Regions from separate parts of the Homo sapiens genome. Here region 2 is linked to region 1. Evidence: chromatin loops called from intact Hi-C (ENCODE). Cell type or tissue: mucosa of descending colon. All regions are shown on one strand. Each heading gives the region's core, and the rest is flanking DNA. Links, peaks and the distances in the headings are about the cores only. Region 1 overlaps TLE4 (TLE family member 4, transcriptional corepressor). Region 2 overlaps TLE4 (TLE family member 4, transcriptional corepressor).

What was found. Peaks named below come from ENCODE experiments on the same cell type or tissue, not always from the same donor. Only the 100,000 strongest peaks of a DNase experiment are listed, where the experiment ranks them.
Region 2: it touches region 1 in a loop (2.4-fold over the local background); 25 of 110 quality-filtered maps call a loop at or near these places.

Annotation. Positions count from the first base shown.
Region 1 is chr9:79,689,484-79,700,423 of GRCh38, reverse strand. All of the region lies in intron 8 of TLE4 (TLE family member 4, transcriptional corepressor), which reads right to left. Among named protein-coding and RNA genes, the nearest start is that of TLE4, 120 kb to the right of the region's middle. In mucosa of descending colon, for the core only: no CTCF peak of the experiment used is centred there; no DNase peak of the experiment used is centred there.
Region 2 is chr9:79,577,811-79,588,750 of GRCh38, reverse strand. The region is part of intron 4 of TLE4 (TLE family member 4, transcriptional corepressor); the gene reads right to left. Among named protein-coding and RNA genes, the nearest start is that of TLE4, 11 kb to the right of the region's middle. RefSeq lists a silencer at 4,681-4,780. In mucosa of descending colon, for the core only: no CTCF peak of the experiment used is centred there; a DNase peak (open chromatin) is centred at 4,690.

The DNA of each region.
Region 1 (10,940 bases), core at 1,999-9,998:
ACTCCTCTGCCACCTCAAGATCAAAGATGACAATGTATGAGAAAGACTTCTATAAAGTAACTTCCCCCTCCAAAAGAAGATGCTGTTGTTATAATTAGCTAATTTTAATAACAGGGAGCACAGATTTTAATAGCAGGCAAGAGCATCTCTCTGGAGTCAGACTGCCTGGTGTGAGTCTAGAGTCTTCACTTAATAGCCGTAAGGGATGTTGCTTAGTCTCAGCCTCTCTTTAGTCTGGGGTAACAACACACCATTCTCAGCCCCACGGGCTGCTTTGAAGACCAAGAAAAATAATCCACATAAAGTACAACGCGCAGTCCCAGGCACATAGCCTAGCCCCTCAACAGTGCAACTTAGTCCTATCACTGTATACTGGACTCCAGTTGATTCTACTTACTTTAGAGATTGGGATGGTGACCTAGTGTGGATCTTCTATTTTAAACCTTATGTTAGGTCTTTTCTAGACATTTGTGTAGGACTTCCCCCAGCATAGATATTCTGATGCCCCATAATTATAGGGTTTTAATATGCTACTATTCACCAAAACTTTTCTCCTTTCAACAATCACGATAAGGTTTTGGTTCAATACTGCACAGAGGCAAGACTGCAAATACCATCTCCACAATGGACTTTCTAATTTGATTTCAAATGCACACCATGCCAATTTTGCTTTCCATTCACACAGGTGCAGTGCTTAGACTTCCCTGCCCATAGACGATAACAACCAGAAAGAACATGCTAAAGGTCGCATGGAAACCATGATCAAGCAGCCTAAAACTCATTCGTTATGGCTTGTTTGCTCATCAGCTATGGCCTTCAAAAATCGTATCCACACGGTACAAAAGGGTAAATCAGTTTTCAAACAGATAAATGGGATAATGAGGAGTCAGAAGGTACCACTAAAATATGTCAAGGGTAATTGCAAGTCCTGGTTTGCCCTTTCTACACCTGTTGTCCAGACTTCCCTTCACTCTCAAAAATGGCCAAGTTTAGACGATAAATTATAGTTACTCTTAACTATAGTTCAGTCACTATAGGAATTCTCAAACATTAATCAGAGTCAGGGACGATTCAAGTTGAGTTTGTTTTTGGTGATGGGGACAGGGGTGGAGGCACAGAAGACAGAAAGCTGAAGAAGGCCCCTGTAGATCCTTTACTGATGCCATAACCAAAGTCCTCAATCATATTTTCCTCTGCAACCCCTTAGAAAAGCAAAAGACCCATGTCAAAAATAAAAATGAACACTGGTGACTCTATAGTCATGAATCATCCAAAGAGTTGATCATGTTCACCAGACCACAAAGCACTGTATTTCTGTTTTTTTGGAACTACTTTGAGTAAGTTTGGAAAGTAATATCCTGAATAAACCTACGTACATCAAACTACTGTTGTACCATAACCCAGCTAGTTCTGCTTGGATTTTATTGTACAGAATTACACAAAATGTTTATTTTCCCATTCATTGAGCTCTTTATAACTGATAAAACATTTTAACATATTATTATCTCATTTACAGGGAAACCACCAGGATATACATATATATATATATATGTATATATATATAAGAAATAATCCTCAATTGGAAAAAAGTAAATATAAAACCTTTAAAATGAAAATTACTTGGTCAAAATGCACAAGTCTCACATACTAACACATAACACATGTAAATTTATGTAAATGAACTTAAAATTTATAGCATGCTGGTGGTAAAAAACTTGAATATAGTAGAGCTCTGACTGAGCCAGTCACTGGTGTCAGTTTACTGCTCATCACAGTAAGAGGTTTTTCTTTTTTATAACCTGCTTGATTAAGGAAGTCATTAAAAGCACAATCTGTATAAAACTCTCACAGAACTTGCTTTTTTCAAATTAACATAAATCAAAACTCACCTTCAAAAATGACTGGGACTTTCTAAAGCCCTGCCCTTGTTAAAAGAAGATTTAATATAATCTCCATATAAAGTAATGAATCTATTCTTAACAAATGTTTCACCTTCTGTAACATTTCATGAACAATATATTCTTTAAAATGTTCTATTGTTTTTGTCTCTGCTTCTCTACTGGTAAGAGAAACCTGGATCAAGGTAAATTTCTTTTGCAGGTAATCAAAATATTATCAAACCAGAGGAACCAACAGTCAGAAGAATAACAGAAGAGAGGCAGTGTCTACAATGGTTATGCTACAGGTATAAAAGTCAGACAGCCTTGGGTTCAAGACCAGGCTGTAACACTTGCTATGTGACCTTGGGAAAATTCATGAACCTCTTTAAGCTTCCATTTCTCCAGTAGGTAAGACGAGGGTGTTAGCAGCACTTCCTTGTAAGTTGCCATAAGGATAAAGAAGAATTCAACCTAGCATCTAGTACTAGTAAGCCCCCATAGACAGCTATTCCCTTTTGGCAAATGTGGAAACAACCGCATATTTTTTGTCTGCTTATGGACTCATTCAACAAGTATTTAACCCACTAAGTACAGAAACACATGAAATGTCTTGAATAAAATATTAATACACACCTTGAAGAATGAAATATACACCTTGTTTTTCAGTAGGGCTCCTTGAGTCAAAATACTTAGGATACAAAAGTATTACATATTTTTTTCTTCATGTGTAGTAGAAAATACAGCACTTCAATATTAATTCATTCATGTTCTGTTTTCATGGCCTCAGCATTATGTATTGCTTGGTCAGTATAAAACGCTCTAATAATTTATAAGATATCAATAAAATTGATTTTAAATTAGAACATTATCTTAATGTCCTCTCGGGGGTTTCTTCACTGTTGCTTCCTCTTCCTGGAATAAAGCTATTGGCTCCACCCCAGAAATTTCATTGAACACAGTTACTTTAGCTGACAAACTGAGCTGCTGGGACATGATGCTTTGATGCCAAAGACACAGGGTTGATTCTTATGTAGGGAGCTTAGTTGCCCTCTCTTGAAAGCTAGTCTGCATGTGGTGCAAGTGTTGGGCCACACAAGGAAGAAAGTAGATGAATGAGTTGGAACAAGTACAACCCCTCACCACTGATGGAGAGAAGAATCCAAAGTACAAGCTGAATTAATCAAGTAATCCCTCTCCTGATCATTAGAGATGGCATGGTATTAACAGTCTAACAGAAATTGTAATAAAAATTGCCAACTGCATACAACTTTGTATTGTGTTCATCGTTTAAACTACCTATCACCCCAAAGTCATTTCGCACTTTTCAATCCAATGGACCTCCTCAAAGTTTGCAAAGTCTAACATTTCTGTGTCCATTTGTTCTCCAGCAAGAATTCTCGCTCTCCTTAATACAAATTCTATAAATCTTGTATGCTAACTCTGTAAATTACAGTTACATGCACTGGCCACTTTCTTCTGGAATTATTTTTTTCAGTATATGACCTGTAAAACATATCATAAACCACTCATTCACCTACTGCTTTATAACCAATGTTACTAAGTCTCACTGGCAAATCTCATGTGGTACATGAGTTTGACTGCCCTAAAAACAAAAGTGGAGAGGGTTGGCAAAAATCTCTTTCCTGGATGTTCACGGAAGGTGCACTGGCTTTATACCTATCCCTGCACTGTGCTCTGTTTTTGAATGAAAATATCAACACAAGCATAACAGCTGCTTTGACAAAGCTGAAGTAGGGTAACAGCTCAGAGAAATAAGTTACTAAGCTTTAGGACTTGGCAAGCTGTATCTTAATGGACCAGAATCTTCATTTTAGTAACTATTAACATTTATTAGAAAAGAAAGTCTTTTCATGTTGCTATTTTTTTTTTCCAGTAAACTGCTTTAATCTATTTGAAAGGCTAAACTTTTTTTTCCAAAGAGTGTTAACTCCACAGATTCTCATATATATTCTTATGTATTCTGTATGCAAATATACTCTATACAATGTCTGAGGGTAATACAACAGGAACAAAGAAAGAAATGACAATATATCAATTTAAAGGAAGGCTGCCTAATAAGTTTTAAGGTCGCTAATCAGGAACTCTGGTCTTCTTCATATCACCACAAAAGGGCTAAACAGTTTTCAATTATCGCTTAACTGATTGGTCTTAAGGGCCTTCATTAAAATATTAAAGTTATTCTTTAGAATGGCGCTGACAGACAGAAATATAATGTGAACCACCTATGTATTTTACACTTTTCGGATAGTCAGATTTTTTTAAATGTATAACAGTAAAATTAACTGTGGTCATCTATTTAATCCAATACTTCAAAAAATACCATGTCAATACACATATTAATATGAAAATTATGTGACATTTTACATTTTTTTTAGTACTAACTGTTCAAAATCTGATGTGCATTTTATACTGACAACAGTACACCTCAATTTGGACTGGCCACATTGCTGCTGCTGAAAAGCCACATGTGGCTTGTGGTTACCATGTCAGACAACACAGGTCTAAAAGTTCTCAGAGTCACAACAGAAATCAACACCCAATAAGACAAACATCTCACACTTGATATAAGTAGCAGGTGTCATCTAGCTCCTGCCCACCTTCTCCAATCTGATCTGAAAATTTCCTTCTCAGAGCATCAGACAACCCAAACGTTTTCATCCTTCAGAGCCTCTGTGCAGACTTCTGCCAAGAACTCTCTTTCCCAGCCTGAGTGGCTAGCATCTTTTCATCTTTTATGTTTCAGCTTAAATGTCACATCTTCAGAAAGGTCTTATCTGTAATGCTATCCAAGGAGCTCCCTCCAGCCGATCTCTAACACACTCCCTTGTGTGCTTCCTTCCCAGCACTGTGGCTGTGGCTACTCTTTTGATTATTTATCTCATCTACTTGACTAGAAGCTCCATGAAGGCAAGGACCACGCCCGTTTGGATCACCACGAAAATCCAGTACTTCGGTGTTTTAATTGACAGCTGCTGAACAAATGAATGGGCACAAAACTTGGTTCTGCTCATGTATGCTTCATGTTACCATATTATGTTCATTATATTAAGATAGGAGATTATGCATTCCTAAAGGTCATGCACTATTGTGTCTTATTTCTTTGCATCCTCAGTGCTTAATATAATGCCTGTAATACAAGAACAGTGGTGTGTGTGTGTGTGTGTGTGTGTGAGATATGCATTTGTAGGCACACCAAAGGAGGGAGGCAGCCTTCAAAAATAGTAATTTTGAAAGTAATAGGGTGACAAGATAATTTTCAGAACTATGTTGAAAAGACAGTTAAAGCTGGTGCCTTTTCACTGCTGCTCTCCTCACCAATCAAGGATGCAGGCCCCTCCCCCAAGGTCAGTGCCCAGTCCTGGCCACTGGGTGGGCATGCAATGAATATTCATTGTTGGATAAATGTATGAAGGCCACCTTTTTAAAAATTGTAATAGAAATTAATCTTTCCTATAAGAGGGAAAGTTTTCAACAGGTTATCCCTTTCCTTGTCTCTCATCACACACTCCTCAGCTGTCTGTGACCACAGGGAAACAAATCTTACTTAAGTCTGACCACTGAAAAGACAGGATTTAAAGGAATCCTGCCTGACAGACCCAGGGAAGAATGCACGCATCAGCAGTTTTTCTGTGCTGCTCATTTAGAGAATAGTGACCCTGGGGAGCTCCTTGAAATGTTTATCCCCCAAGGAGGTATGTGGTAAAAGGAAAAACATCCTTAGTCCTCCCCCCTGCTTTTTTTTTTTTCTGGTTAGTAAGTCACCACACACAGATGATGAAAGAAAAAGCCAAATATAAGGCAGACAGATATAATACTTGTTTTTTAAGGAAGATGTTTACATTGGTTGATATTTAAGTCATAGATGACTACCTGGTGCTTTACGTAAATTTTTATTATGTAAAGCAACATAAAGCATTATTAGTATCAGTTGTGACTGATAGTAACTTCAGTATGCTGAGGAATGAAAATAAATGAGACATAGATACTTAAGAGATACAATTTCAGTTCATTCTACAGAAACGATTTCGAGCTTTCACATGACAACAAGATCTAAGATGCAGGAGACTTTGAGGAAACAAAAAACACTGGAAGAACAGGTTGATTCACCAAGCATGTGCCAAAATTACTCTGGTCTAACCAGACAAGAGCACTCCACTAACCAGTGCTAAAATGTTGAAAGGTAAGTCCAGTTATGATCTAATCTCTCACCCTCCCCCAGCAAAAGATCACAGGTCAGAGAACTAAATTATAAAGGACTGATGAAAAATATCTTAGCTCCATTCTACTTGCCATTTCAGACAATTGTGAGTCCTGGTCTATCGCTCCTGTTTCTCTGACCTTTCCCTCTCCCTCTTTCTCCTTCCATTCGCTTCTCTCTTTTCCGTTCTCCACACTCCCCCCTCCGCCCTTGCCCTGCCAGCAATACCTCTGTCAATACTCTGTCTTGCTGGTGGCACTGTGGGCTAAAGAGGTTGTTGACCCTTATTCTAACATGTCCTTTTAGGTTAATTACTTTTGTATACTTGGTGTACCCAGTGACATTTAATCACTACAGCGCTACTCAGTAAACAGAAATGAATGGAGCCAACTGCAATTTGGCATCAAGCTAAGTGGTGCAGTAATAGCAGCATGCTGAAAATGGACTGCAAGAAAATACTCTCACTCACCACACAGAGAAATGAGGTGAATGCCATTTGATCAATCACTATTTTATTAAAAAGAATGCTAGCTCAGTGATGCGCTTTTGCTATTTAATACTAAATATGGTTCGAAGGACATGATGCACTTTTTAATGCAAGGACAATTCATAAGTGTTTGCTGAACAAATGAAGGAAGATTAAAATAACTCAAAGCAGAGGTACAACTTTTGTGGTTGAGTTTGTCTCTCTCTTTCCATGCATGCACACGTGTGGCATGTGTGCATGCATGTCCCACCGCAGGACAGCTCTCTGCTAACACAGCCAACAGTCTGCTATCTGGTAAGTCTTATGGTTTATAAACTTCCAGGGTATAGTAATTGAAACGCAGAAGATCCCACAACCTAATGCGTACAAGCAAGTATCCAGGAGCATGGGATTAAACAAATGGCATGTCACAGACATTTGAGCCACTGACAACATTTCTAAAACAGATACCCACTGACCTTCCTCCACTGAGAATAGAGAGTAGACTGGAGAGGTTATTAGCAGGCTTGACAGGGCCAGCTAGACCACAGAGGTTGGGTGGGGGAGATTCTGCCTAAGGGTTTTCAATGCTAGCAGGCAGATGGAAAAATGAGTCTTTATTCCTCTATCTGAAGAATAACAACGACTTCACAAGCAGAGATTCACGTTGTAATACCAGAAGAATCCCGTGACATAAGTTGAATAGCTATTCTGTGTTGGTAATGTTTTAGACACTGGAAACACAACAGTGAAAAAGGCACCAGCTTTATAGCCAGCACTGAGATTAGAGAGTAGAGTCTAAAGGGAAGGGAAGGGAATACACATGCACTCATGAGGTTTCAATCCTCAGCTCCAACATTTATCAACTGTGTGACTCCTAGCAAGTTAACCCCTTGGGGCTTTGTCATACCTATAAAACGGAGATAAGGATATTTCGCCTACAGGATTGTCACTGCTATAGTCTGAATGTCTGTGTCCCATCAAAAGTCATATGGTGAAACCTAACCCCTGAGGTGATGGTATTTGGAGGCTGTGCCTTTAAGAAGTGATTGGGTCAGGAGGGTAGAGCCTCAGAAATAAGATTAGCACCCTTATAAAATAGGCCTAGAGAAGCTCCTCTGCCCCTTTCACCATGTAAGGACAGCAAGAAGGCATCATCTATGAATCAGGCACTCATCAAGCATCTAATAGAGGCACCTTGTTTTTAGACTTCCCAGCCCCCAGAACTGTGAGAAATAAATTTCTACTTAAGCTACCCAGTTTATGGTAGTTTATCATAGCACCCCGAACAAACTAAGATAGTCATGACAATTAAACGAGATAACTACATGAAGTGGAGGCATACCGCCCTTCCTTTCATGATTGTTTCTGGGATCTGTCCTAAAAGGCAATGGCCAAGTCTCTGCCAGCAAACCAATCTGGGTAGCAGGAGGCCTGGAGAGCTGCTGTGAATGTCTCCTCTAAGCCTTTGAAAGAGGGTAATGGACACTTTTTCAAGCCTCAGGACCCTGGGGAAAAGCCACTCCACTTCTCCACAGTCAAAATTTCAGACAGCACATTCCAAAGTCTGGGTATCTTCCTGCCCTCCTGGATTGGTGTTCTCTTCAGAAGTCGCGCTCTTCCTCCAACTTGCAGAATTCATGTCAAATGTGCCTTCTAGGGCAACCTTGAGTTACAATGCTAAGTGAAGACTAGGTTTGCATCCTCAACTTCACTGGAATTTGACAAATAATTCTAAAGTGCTCTAAAGTGAGTGGGGCCTCAAAACTAACATGGGGGAGGGGGGCATGCAGACACATAATCCCTTATCAATAACAAAGCAGGAGGGTTATTATATTGAGTCCCCACTATTTGCCAGGCATTCTGCTGGGCCCTAAGGCACTAGAAATACAATTAAGAGGGCGAATGGGGACCTTGTTCTCACAGAGCACTGGTTCTAGTTAAGGGACATTAAAAATCAAGTAAAACAAGCTGCTAATAACATTAATAAAAAATAAAATAAATGCGAATGGCAATGTGTTACAAAGAACATAAGATGCTGAGACTGAGAATAACTAGCAGCCAGGTGGTCAGGAAACGCTTCTGCAAAAAGATGACATTCTGGCTGACACCTGAAGCAAAAGCTGGAGCCAAACCTCCTGACAGCCAGAAGACTGTTCTAGAAAGAGGGAATAACACATGCATAGCTCTGAAGAAGCGGAAAGCTGGCAATGGCACTGGAGCACACAGGAGGACTGGGTGCTGACGTGGAGGGAGCAGGTGGGAGAGCACAGAGGGGTGATGCTGGGAGAAAGGGGGTCCACAGTGTGCAGGCCCAGCACACGGTGAGGTGTGTGTTTTATTCTAAGGGCCACTGAAGGGGACTGTTGAGATGACACACATATCCTAAAAATCATTCAGAGAGGAGGCTCGAATCACAGTAAGAATTTTTAAAGCCCATAAGAACAGAAAAGATTACACTGCCTACCTCCATCCTTTGCAATTAAAAACAACACTAAGTGTACAATATAAACCTTCTGTGTATGCTAACATTAAATAGTAGAATTCTGGTTTCAAAATTCTGAATCAGATCATCAAAGCTGAGTTTTTACCACTTTTGGTGCCCCTACTTTACTCATGCTGTTGGTGTGGGCTAAAGTGGATCTGGCAGGTAACAGAGCCTTGGAGGAGAAATGGGGGGCCAGTAAGGAGCTGTTGCTGTGGTCCAGAGGGAAATGCTGGTGGTTTAGACTGGAGGGCTACTGGGGAAGGGGGAAGAGGATGAATCTGAGACATTAGGATATAAATGAGTGACTCACTTCACACAAATGTGTGTTCCTATGTGAATACAAAATTAGAATGGAATCAAGTTTGTCAATATAATGATGCCATCTTCATGCATTTGCAATAAGATACAGGTTCTTAGTGTAAAAATGGCAGGAATCACCAGGCATGGTGGCTCATGCCTGTAATCTCATTGCTTCGGGAGGCTGAGGCAGGCAGACTGCTTGAGTCCAAGAGTTCGAGACCAGACTGGGCAGCATGGCGAAACCCTGTCTCTACAGAAAATACAAAAAAAAAAAAAAAAAAAAAAAAAAAAGCCAGGAGTGGTGGCACATTCCTATAGTCCCAACTACCTTGTGGGAAGGTTAAAGTGGGAAGATCTCGAGCCTGGGAGGCTGCAGTGAGCAGAGATGGTGCCACTGCACTCCAGCCTGAGTGAGAGTGAGATCCCGTCTAAAAATTTGAAAAAAGAAAAAAAAAAAGAAGCAGGAGTCTTAGGTAACCTAAAAGAATATTCCTATCCTTAGGGAATCAAGGGACTGCAAGATGCGTGTGAACAGTATCCTCCAGGTTTATCAAAGAAGGTGAGAAACAACTAGGAACTTCATAACTACTGATCTAATCAACCAGAATTAAATTTCCACAAAGTGGTACCCAGTACTTAAGACAGATGTTAAAGAATAAATTCTGATCCTTACTCAAAAAACTTAGATAAAGGTTAAGCCATATTTATGTGACCAAGAGAAAACTGAATTGTAAGAGCATAATGAGGCATTAGTAAGAAATGACACTTCACGTTTATGAAGAGGTGAAATTTACCCACTGACACTTCCTATGGGAGGGGTAGACCTGGAACTGCTTGGGAAGAATTAGCATTACTAGGACCCAAATCTGCACTGAGGCTATTTCAAGCATGTGCATGTGAGGTGGCTAGGCTTAGGCTAAGTCTGGAAAGAAAGAGAGGAAGAGTAAGGTATAGAGCAACAAGGACCCCCAAAAGGAGTCTTAAAATCTGGGATGGGGTCATGGTTGGAATGAGACAAATCAGCAAGGAGTAAATAATTCAAAGGACCGGGCAGTGGTTCTAAGGTCTGTCAGGGGATAAGAATCACCTGTGGAGCTTTCAAAAAGCCCCATCTGGAACCCACCCCAGAACAATTAAATCAGACGCTGTCCAGAGAGGGTAGGCTTAAGTAAGTGGCCTGGATACAGGCAATCTTAAAAGCTCCCAGGTGATTCTAAAGTTGACAACCTCTGACCTAAGGCATATTCAGATAATCAACAAGCCACTGTGATTGCTATCAATTACCACTCCTAATCAACTAGACCTGCTTACCTATCAGCACAAGTCACCTTCATCCTTTCTGAGAGCACAATTAGCTCAGCAACAAATCCCAGACTTTCTCTCCCTATAAGCCAGTCACGTCAGGATGAACTACATTTCAAAACCACAGTTGGGAGAGAGAAAAAACGCAATCATAACCATGTCATAAGATGAGGCAAGATGCTCTTTACGCACTTCTGAATACTGAATGCAGTGCTTCCATGCTTGACTCTACAATGCTGACAAAGTGATGTATTTTGAGTGCCATAATTAAAACAATAATCTCAA
Region 2 (10,940 bases), core at 1,460-9,459, 110 kb after region 1:
AAGTTTACAGTTCCCTGAACATTCCCATGTGACACGTGGTTATAAAAGAAGGTGCCATGCCTGTTTTAGAAATCTCACAGTCAGAGGTACAAAAATATCTAGAGGCCTGTGGTTATCCAGCCACGGACAAACAGTAGAATCTGTGATAAAAGATGAACCAATGAATGAGTCCACTAATCTAGTGTGTTAATTTGCAAAACAAAATACCCAAATGATACCAGCTATTATTTTTAACATTTAAGCTCACTGTGTACAGAACACAGAAGCAGACGATTTGTTTTTTCATTTAGAAAACAAGGATAGGCCGGGCGCGGTGGCTCACACCTGTAATCCCAGCATTTTGGGAGGCCGAGGTGGGTGGGATCACGAGGCCAAGAGATCAAGCCCATCCTGGCCAACATGGTGAAACCCCGTCTCTACTAAAAATACAAAAAAGTTAGCTGCGAGTGGTGGTGTGGGCCTGTAATCCCAGCTACTCAGGAGGCTCAGGCAGGAGAATCACTTGAACCCAGGAGGCGGAGATCACAATGAGCCGAGATCACGCCACCGCACTCCAGCCTGGCAACAGGGCGAGACTCTATCTCAAAACACACACACACACACACACACACACACGCAAGGATAAACAAAGAAGTTTACCATAGTCACTTATGAGACATTTATTGCCAGTGGTTCAAAACCAGAATGTAGGTTCTCAAGCCAGAATGCCTGGCCTTGACACCCCTACTCTGTAACCTACCAGCTATATATAACCCTGGGCAAATTTCTCAGCTTCTCTTTACCTTAGTTTCCTCATACACAATAAGGATAATCAGATCCCTTCCTCAAAAGATTACAAATTAAACAAATTAATACATCTGAAGCATTTAGTGCTTTACCTGGTATCCAGTGGGCACTCGATAAATTTTAACTGCTCTTATTATCACTAACACTTGCCCAAGATATACATATGAAAAATCTGTTAACTATATGTACTTACTGATGTGCTCTTAGCCTATAGAAGGACCAGGAAGATGCAGCTACAACTGCAAAAAAAGCAACACAGCAGATGGTTCTAGGTTGTGAAACACTGGCAATATTAGGATTGTTTTAGCTGTCCACACAATAGCCTAACATTGCTCAAAGTGAGATTCTACAAAAATACAAACACAAAAACAAAAAAAAACCTGGCTGTATTTCCTCTTATAAAAATTATCTTAAAACTTAACTTACTAAAATGGCATGCCTATAGTACCGAGCAATGGAAGTAGGGATGAATTTTATTTTTAAGCTGGTCATTTAAACATCATATGATGTTAAGAGTTGAAAGATATCTTAGAAATAAATCATCTGGCAAAGTATGAATCCAATTCTAAATTTTAAAAATGCCAATCAGCAGCTCAAGGACCTGTAGCAGACTGAGATAAGAACTCCCACTCTCTGATTGCCTATCTAGGCCTTTTTTGCTCAGCATAAAGCCAGGCCCTCCCTAAGCACTCAGAAACGAAGACAGCTTATATAAAGGTGGCTGATACTCAGAATATGTGATGCTACATGAAATGCAATAAAATGAAAAAATTAAACCACTCCTTTAGCTGTTCCATCATTCATTCATTCATTTCTTCTACTATATTCCAGGCATTGTTTTAGGTGCTAGTGGTACCAGCAGTGAACAAAACATATTCTTCTGTAAACAAAAATATAGTCAGAATGAATAAGGTATAGTGTTTGATAGCATAACAGAGTGACTACAGTCAACAATAATTTATTGTACATTTAAAAGTAACTAAAAGAGTATAACTAGAAAGTTTCTAACCCACACAAAAAAAGGGAAATGCTTGAGTTGATGGGTAGTCCATTTACCCGAATGTGATTATTATATGCTATATGCCGGTATCAAAATAGTTCATTTACCCCATAAATACATACACCTACTATGTACTCTTAAAAATTAAAAATAAAAAAATTTTTTAAAACCAAAACCACATTCTTCCTTTTTGGAACTACACTTTAATGAAGGAACTTGATCTCTACTGTGTCTTTGATTTATAAACTCCAAAAGGCCAAGATTAAACATTTCTCCCTTCTTCTACTTATGATTAAGTCATTTATTTACAATGAATTTATCTTCCCTAAGGAAAGGGTCCTTGATGGGACAAAGCAAGAAAGTCCTGAGGACTTGAGATGTCAAGCTCACTGTAAGCCACAGTTTACAGACACGCTTTACCTCAAGCTAGAGAAACTGACACCTACCTTAGATTCTAGAAGAGTAACCCCCGGAGCTAATTACACAACAGGTAATAAACTGCTACATAGTCCCTTTGCACATCTTTGGAAGAAAATTATTGGATCACTTTATAATTCATACAATTTCAGAAGTCACACAATTTTCTTTTCTTTTTTTTTTTTTGTGACAGAGTCTTGCTCTGACGTCAGGCTGGAGTGCAGTGGCGCGATCTTGGCTCACCGCAACTTCTGACTCCCTGGTTCAAGTGATTCTCCTGCCTCAGCCCCCCGAGTAGCTGGGATTACAGTCATGCGCCACCACGCCCAGTTAATTTTTAGTAGAGACAGCGTTTCACCACATTGGCCAGGACAGTCTCGATCTCCTGACCTCATGATCCACCCACCTCAGCCTCCCAAAGTGCTGGGATTACAGGCGTAAGCCACGTGCCCAGCCTAAGTTTTCTAATATATGCCAAAGGAAAAGTACAAAAACTAATCACTTTAAAGACATACTGATATATTTTATGTTATATATACTTTTATATTACATGTTTTATGAAAATTGCTCTACTTCTGTGTCAACATTACTTTAGCCTGAACGCTGGCCATAAGAGAATCAGTGAATTGTAAACCACCTACTAATTAAGTGAAGAACTTTGTCATCTAACATCTGCGTCTCACTGTGTTCATCCACAGGACGGGGGGAATGCTTTATTATTGGGGTTTACATGAAAAAAAAGGATGAGAAAGTACCTTATAAAAAATAAAGTATTAATAGTATATAAATATACATTTCTACTCCTAGGCACATTGGGTAACTTTGGATTTTAAAAATTCTGAAAATAAGTGCTAAAAGAGACTTTCTAAGACTGAAAAAAAAAAATTCAATTTCTGTTCACTGGATCACAGCAACAAACCAAACTGAAATGGTCATTTTAACCAAAAGAGCTAAAAGAGATCTGGGCGTTCACTTACGCCCTAAGTTAAAGATGAGAAAAGCATGGCCCTTAAAGGTACGGTACTCAGCAATATCACAAAGCTGGTGACTAGCAAGGCCAGAACTAGAATCTGAGGCTCCGGAATCAGTCAAGCATTTGGGGGAAGGTAGTAAGTATGCTGATGGTGGAGTATTCCAAACATATCAACTGGAATAAGGCAGAAATATCTGTCATACCAGCGTTCTGACCTTGAGTCAAACCCAAGATCTATTTTACCGGCTAGCTGATTTCAAGCAAGCTATTTAAGCTCTCTGTGTCTCAGCCCCAACATACGTAAAATGGAAATAATACTACTACTATAATCTCATAAGATTGTTGTAAGAATAAGTGAAATATTATCGACACTATAAGCAATCTAAAATTGCTTACTGTTATGATTACTATTCTTTCAACAACGTTATACTATCTCTACTAATAAAAAAAATTAAGACATTTTCAAAATTCCTTGTCCCTTGAAAAGAACTAAAACCTTGCATTTTTTACTGATTTGCAGGGAAGTTAGCTAAACACACAATATAGTCAAGATCGATATTGCTCCACATTCATTCAAACCACAGGTACACAGACCTATTAATAGTAAAAGAATTATTCAGATAAACACTGACTAGTGATACAGTGACGTTCAAACTGAATTTTAAATTCTGTTTGGAATGATTCATGTTTTCATCTTTAAAAAGGCAGACTCAACATACTAAAATACATACATTCTACTTTAGCTATACTAACTTGTTCCTCAAAGGCACAGCAAGTTCGGTTGCTTTTGCTTCCTCTTTCCAAGTGTCACTTTTCCACAAACTAGTAGACAACACAGACCTAAGTATGCCTGAGATTCAGTATTTGTTATCTATCTTGCAACCTAATATACCCTTAAAAATATTAAATCACACATATTCTTGGCTAGCTCTAACTGCTATTCTCTCATTCACCAAATATTTTATTGCGCACCAGCATCTACTATGCGATAGGCACAGGGCTCAACACCGGGTACACAGCAGTAAACAATAAAAGCTCCTGTTTTCATGGAGCTTACAATCTAGCACGAGAGAGAGACAGGAAATAAACAGGTAAGTATCTAACACAGTGTGTTTGCATGGTACAGTTCAGGAATGCCAGATAGCCAGTTTTATCAAGCACTTTTCTAAAAGTGGACCTTGGCTTTATATTTCAATATTGCTGATCCTAGACTCCCTTTGGGCAGGGCAGAGGCAATGAGAGGGTAGAAGGGAGGGGAGGGAGGAGCTGTCCTCAAACACAAACACAGATCAGATCTCTCACTAGAGATGACGGTGTAACACTCTTGGACTGCCAGTAGCATCACCATGCTCCTCATGTTGCAGAAAGCCAAACACATCATAGAAACAAGCATGTTATTTGCTGTTTGGAAACAGCATGGTCAGCGAAGGGAGCCCTGGAAGGGAAGTCAAGAAACCTACTATTTCCTCTTCTGCCAGTGACTCTCACTATGCAACCTCAGGCGCATTCGCTGACCTGCGTGAACTCTGGTATCTCCACCCCCGTGCTGATCCTCCCTGACTGTGACACTGGGCTAGTCTCTTAAGCCCTTAAGCCTCAGTGTTATCTATTAAAGGAGGCCAGTAGAATGACACTGCTTGGCAAACTGTTGGGTACTCCACTGACAGAAGCTATTTAAATAAATACATGGATCCAAGCTTGCTACCTGCTTCACAGAACATAAGGAACATTAAAGAGAACATATAAAATGCCTTAAGCTCTCTGTAAAGAAAGGGTGTTACAGAGTACTAGTGCTTATAATTTCTACTATGACTATTCTTTCCAGTTATATTTTCTTGCAGTTTCAAATTCAATAACCAAAATCATCCACAGACCTTCAGAAACAGAATACATAGTTCGAAAATAAGGACAGAACCCAAATTACAATAATAATAATAATAATAATGAGTTAAATAAGCCTGCTAAGAAATGAAAAAGCCAATATCCCCCCTCCTCCTTCCCCAACCTCTCACTTTGCCTAGGTTGCTGCAAGCAACAGGGCCCTGCAGAGGTCCCAAGCACACCACAGCCAGCCCAGGTTGGGGATAGAGTATTGTCTCGCACCGGGAGAGAAGTTATCCTTTCATTCCGTGAAACGCAGAAGCTGCCTCCACCATACAATTCTTGAAATGTGTGTGGGCAAATCCTCAAAAGAGATGACAGTGCGATCCACTCACCAGAGGACAGAGTACCTAAGGGGTATCCCAGAGTACTTCTCTTCTGCTTATTTGATGAACCAGCTAAGAAAATCCACACCCTGCCCATGTGTCACCCCTGGATGGAATAAGGGTTACACGTGCAGCTCTCCAGGGATAAGTTTTGGGTCAATGATATAGAAATAGCAACAGCCTGGCATAAATGCTGGGTAAGTTCCAATGAAAAGAGAGAGGGTATATAGATTTGTGGTGATGAATGCCAGCTAAATCCCTCTCCATAGATAGAAAACAACTACCACTGAGAGCTATTACTAAGGCAAAGACAAAACAGCTCTAACTCTTGCTTCTGACTAAAACTTCTGAGGCCCTTCCTCTTTAGAGTAATAATTTCATAAACTGTTCGCAGTATACTTACTTTGAACAAGTCCTAAGCCTTGCAAACTGTCATTATCAGTGTAAATACTCCATTGCCCATGCGTAAATGTGCTGCCCCCCTGCTTCTCTCCAACAGCCCAGCTTACAAAACTGGTAATAACTTAGCTAGTATAGGACCACTGAACCTACCACCATTGCTGGAACGCTGGAGTCATTTTAAGAGGGTGTGTAGAGGGATCAAGAAAGTGCCTTCTAGAACTCACATCCCTGTCCCTCTTTTCTCTAGCCACCAAATACATTATTGCTGTCCAGAAGTGGTAAACCAAACCATCGAATCACATCAAAGGCAAAAAAAAAAAAAAAAAGCCACATTAAAAACAAACACAAATAACTTATAAATGCATTTTTTAAACATTTAATTCCCAACTGGTTTCCTCTACCTATCTTATAACACAAGAAAAAAAAGAAGAAATAAAAAAGATGTATTCTAGGAAAGCAAAGATTAAATGAAGAATGTGAAGAACAATGGGCTGGTGCTTGTATTGTCTCCTTCACCAGTGCTGCAACAGCACCTAGAGATGTAGCTCATTAGTCCGGTCCATCATTCCTACACAGATCAAAGTGATATATACCTAGATACAAAGAACTTTGCCCATCAAAATAATAAATACAAATAAATAATATCCAGCAGGGATTAAGGGGCAGTGAAAAGGAACTATCCTTTTGTTTGAATGCTGCAAAGAAATTCTTTTAACAGTAAAAGCAAAACATCTGCCTTCATTTAAAACTGAGTTGTGTGATTTCCTGCATCGACGAACCTCTTTCTAAACTACAAAGAGGCTACAAAACATCACATTTTCCCCTCCCAGCTTCCCCCTTCAAAAGCCCACAAGATGGTGATTAACAAACAGCCCCTTGTCTGTAGGCACTCTCATAAGCCACAGGAAAAGATAAAAGTTAAAGAGAAGAACAAGTTTGTAAACAAATGAGAAATAGGTTGCCTAGGGAGGAAGCAAATTCCATCTTGATAAGCAAGCAGCTTCCCTAGCCCACATGTGGGAGATTCCGAGTGAAAGCAACCTCACCCTCTCACCCACTGAAAGCAGTCTGCAAGCAGAGGGCAGGCTGAGCCATCCATGGACTCTAGGCAGTTGCAGAGAATCCCCCAACTCAAGAGGTTCTGCGTATGAGCCTAAAGTTCAGGGACTCTCTATTTCAGGAATGAACTGGGGCCTGAATCTCTAACCCATAGCAAACCCATCTCCCAGGAGATATCCTCCCACATAAATTTATTTGAAGTCCTGAATCCACCAACTATTAGCTGTATCACCTTGTGCAGAGCTGACCCTGTTTAATCAACTTTTGATTGGATATAATCCCTGTCTTAGGATCATTATGAGAACTAACGATAAGAATTTTGGCAGTGTGCCCAGACCAGTGGTAAGCGCAAGCCAGATATATAATAAATGTTTACTTCTATTGAAAGGAAATTCCAATTTCACTCAAGAATCACTGCCTTAGGTGAAAAATCCAGATATCCTCCTATGGTATCTCTAGAAAGACAAAAGAATCCATCATGGGAGAAGGAAAAAGGGAACTCCCCACAGTATTCGGAAAACACACACCCTAAAACATACACACACTGTAACAGGTTAAATTTCATCCTCCAGATCTGCTTCCCGTGCAGGTGCTGTAATAAGTAAAAGGACAGGTCACTGGGTCCTGCCCAAGGTGCTTCCACTTACTTATCAACTGCCCTAATACTAGACCTTCTGAAGGGTTTTGGGAAAAAATCTAATTTAAAACCTACACTCATTTAGATTTACTAAACAGGAGTAAATGAAGTTGGCCTCCTATTTTAAAATGCCCAAATGAGAGGTAAAGGGGAAAAAACACCACCAATACCCTTCACTCCGTTAACATTAATTGTGGAATATTATCAGCGTGTAAATAATCTTAAATTAGAAAAGGTGGCTTTAAACCTTAATGAAAACCAAAAACACAAGAACCCTTCCCACCCCCACACACATAGTCTTATAATTGTATCTGAAGTTTATGCAGACATCAAAATTTCACTTGTCATCTTTAAGATTTTATAATCTAGTAGTATCTACCCACTATTCAGGCCCTCTAGATTGTTATTTCCTAATATTTCTGAAGCAAGATAAAGTTCTGTCAGCAAAATCTTCATTTATTAGTTACTTTCAGCTAGAACACCCCATCTTCCATGATAGTTCACTCTCATTATTATACAAGAGTTCAATTATACCTATCTCTGAAAAAAAAAAAGGCACTGGGTAAGAATATAACAGACACATTTGTGCCTCCATACTAAAACACCTACTCCTCCATCTACTCTTCTAAATCTAAGAGTACACAATAAGACAGAAGATGTGCAAAAAACTGGCAAGGTTGAAAAAAAAAGTTATCATAAGGGAAATGTGGTCTAAAATGAACTTTCAACAAACTTCATAGCAAGCAGTGTCCCCAAATAAATTTACTGCACCCTAGATTCAAGTACACTCAAGGCTAGAATGTCATGCCAGTCATGTATTACTTCAATCTCAATAAATCTCTTCTTACTCTCCAAATCCTAGCTGCTTTCTAAAATAGTTCACTAAAAAACACCAACCTAATTAACAACAGCTTCCTCTGCAACAGTGGCCTTGATTTCACTTATTTACACATTAACTGCAGCCTGCTTTTGGCCAATCCAGTCTATTCTCTGTACCATGCCGAGCCTTTTATCTGCCCTGGACAGCATTTTCTCCAGCAGATGAAGTAGATGCCGATTGATTTGCTGTCGAGCATGGTAAATTAATAGCAACAAATTGCTGAGGGCCCGTCTCGCTGCTCCACCATGCTTCGGCAGTTTTGCTTTATTTGCTCCATGATGGGCAGCAGTCGGCCTCTTCAAGTCAATTTCTTCTTAACAACCTGCAATACTTTTCAATGGTGAAAATAGAGCTGTTCCTTGTAAGTCAGAAATCAATATCTTATTGCCCTTAGAAAATGCTAAACAAGCAGTATTGGCAATCCACTTGGTACTAGAGGGTATCAGATACAATGCAAATCCATACTGCTTCCCTCCTTGTAGTTATTACAGTTTGCTAAAAGGTTCCTAATGTCATTTATCATCATTTACCATCGACCAAAGAGGCTATGATTATGATATCCTATCAGTTGGCAAGGCCCTTTCATTTCTATTCAATTAATATTTTAGCAGCACTCAAATGGTTGTGGCCCAAGTCTCGTAATAAAATTTACATGGCTTTAAGTGAAACAGGAGTTTTCTTGCTTTGATTAAATATACATATATATATACACACACACACACACAAATACACACACATATAAAAATACACACATAAAACATACATAAATGTGCAGTACTTACTTTCAGATTCTATGCGTTTTAGATTTCTAAAATTTCCTGATGATTACTAAAATTCAAATGAAGAAGCTTTCACATTGTAGAATACTAACTATAAGGAAGTCATAGATGTTCTCATGCTCCCCTTTTCAAAAGATGGTATGTTCATCTCCATATAGTTCCTATAGGTTGAATTCACATACCTACTGTTCCTAATCTATATCCAATACTCACTTTTTAGAATGGTAACCACTGCTGTCAGAGTCCATCAGTGAGGACTTCTTTAATGACAGCATTACAGGTGAAAGATGGGAAGAAGCAGCATTTAGTAATGCTATCAACTCCATGCATCACCCCACTGTGCCATTTAGAAGCCACCAACCCATTTAGAAGCCACACTGTATTTACAAAGAAGAACAATCAGCAAAAAAACTTAACAACTAAACCCTGGGTCAGCTGTCTCATACAAAACAAAAAACAAAAACCATACACTTAGGGAAATCCTTAGGGAATAAGGGCCTATGTTCTTTCATTTTTAAAAATTCCATTTTGAAGACGTCACACTAAAACATGTGCCATTTCTAACCATGTCCTATTTGTCATCTTCACTTTTATGCTAGAACTTGAGACAATGGCACAGCATTAATTCCCATTATAGCCTAGAATACTTCATCCTTTTTTTTTTTTTTGCTTCATCTGCTTAGCTCTATCAATCCTAAAGATTACCAGAAATTTAGATTCATATTTTATGTTCCAATTCCACGTCATATCACCAAGTTCCCCTTTAAAAAAAAAAAAAATCCACTAATTCTACCAGACTAATGCTATTTACTCAGTTACCAAAATTTAAATTAATTATGTTCTCAAACATAATTGTTAAAAATTGGCAACATTATGCAGGCTTAATTAAGATTAAATCCAATTTACTAAATGTACTTTAATTGGTACTAATTACATTAGCTTTCATTTCAGAATGACAAATTCCCCATAGGTTTCATTTTATAGTTCTCTATCAGAATCAACACAGGGGGACTGATGATGAGCACCACATAGAAAGGGTAGGAGGGAGAACACCGACCTCCACCCTGTTTGTCTTTGCTTCATACTTTTATCTTTTTATCAGTTTGCTAAGTCACAGAGCCATGACTGCATCACAACCACCATTTTCTGTTCCAATGAAAAATTTCTCTAAAAATAAATATTCTGTGGCTAGCAGCAGCCAAGAAGAACAGGAACGTTAACCAAAAAATACACAAAGGTTTCAAATATCAGGGCCACCAATTACTAGGGTACTTCCAAGGGCTCCCGGGACTCCTACTGTTGAACCCTTCGAGACACAAATCTAATAAGTGAATAAACCTAACCCGATCTTGAGAACTAGGCCCAATTATGCCGCAGGGCAACTTCCCTGCATTATTGCTGCTTTCCATTACAAGGGTATCCAGCGAGTACATCTGGAAGAGAGGCTAAGAGGAACTAAGGCTGTCTGCCTAGGAAAACAAATAAAGACAGATATGCCTCTATGCTTAAGGGGGAGAAAGAAAGAAAATATAATAAGTAGGTGGTTTGCAGGGCTGTCTGTATTTCATAATGTGATAAACTGCCCTCAGGATTCTTGATATGATTGAATTTAAAAGGAAACGAAAAAAAGGGAAAATGTACTGTTCTCAATTTTAAATGGATGGCATTTGAGGCTAGCTGGACAAGAAGATGACAGAATTATAGCAGTATAAAATGTGTAAAATTAAGGGATTTCACATACCCCCTCGAAAAAGAAATACATACAGCCAAATACAAGCTATGTGCCTCTTAGAAATGTAG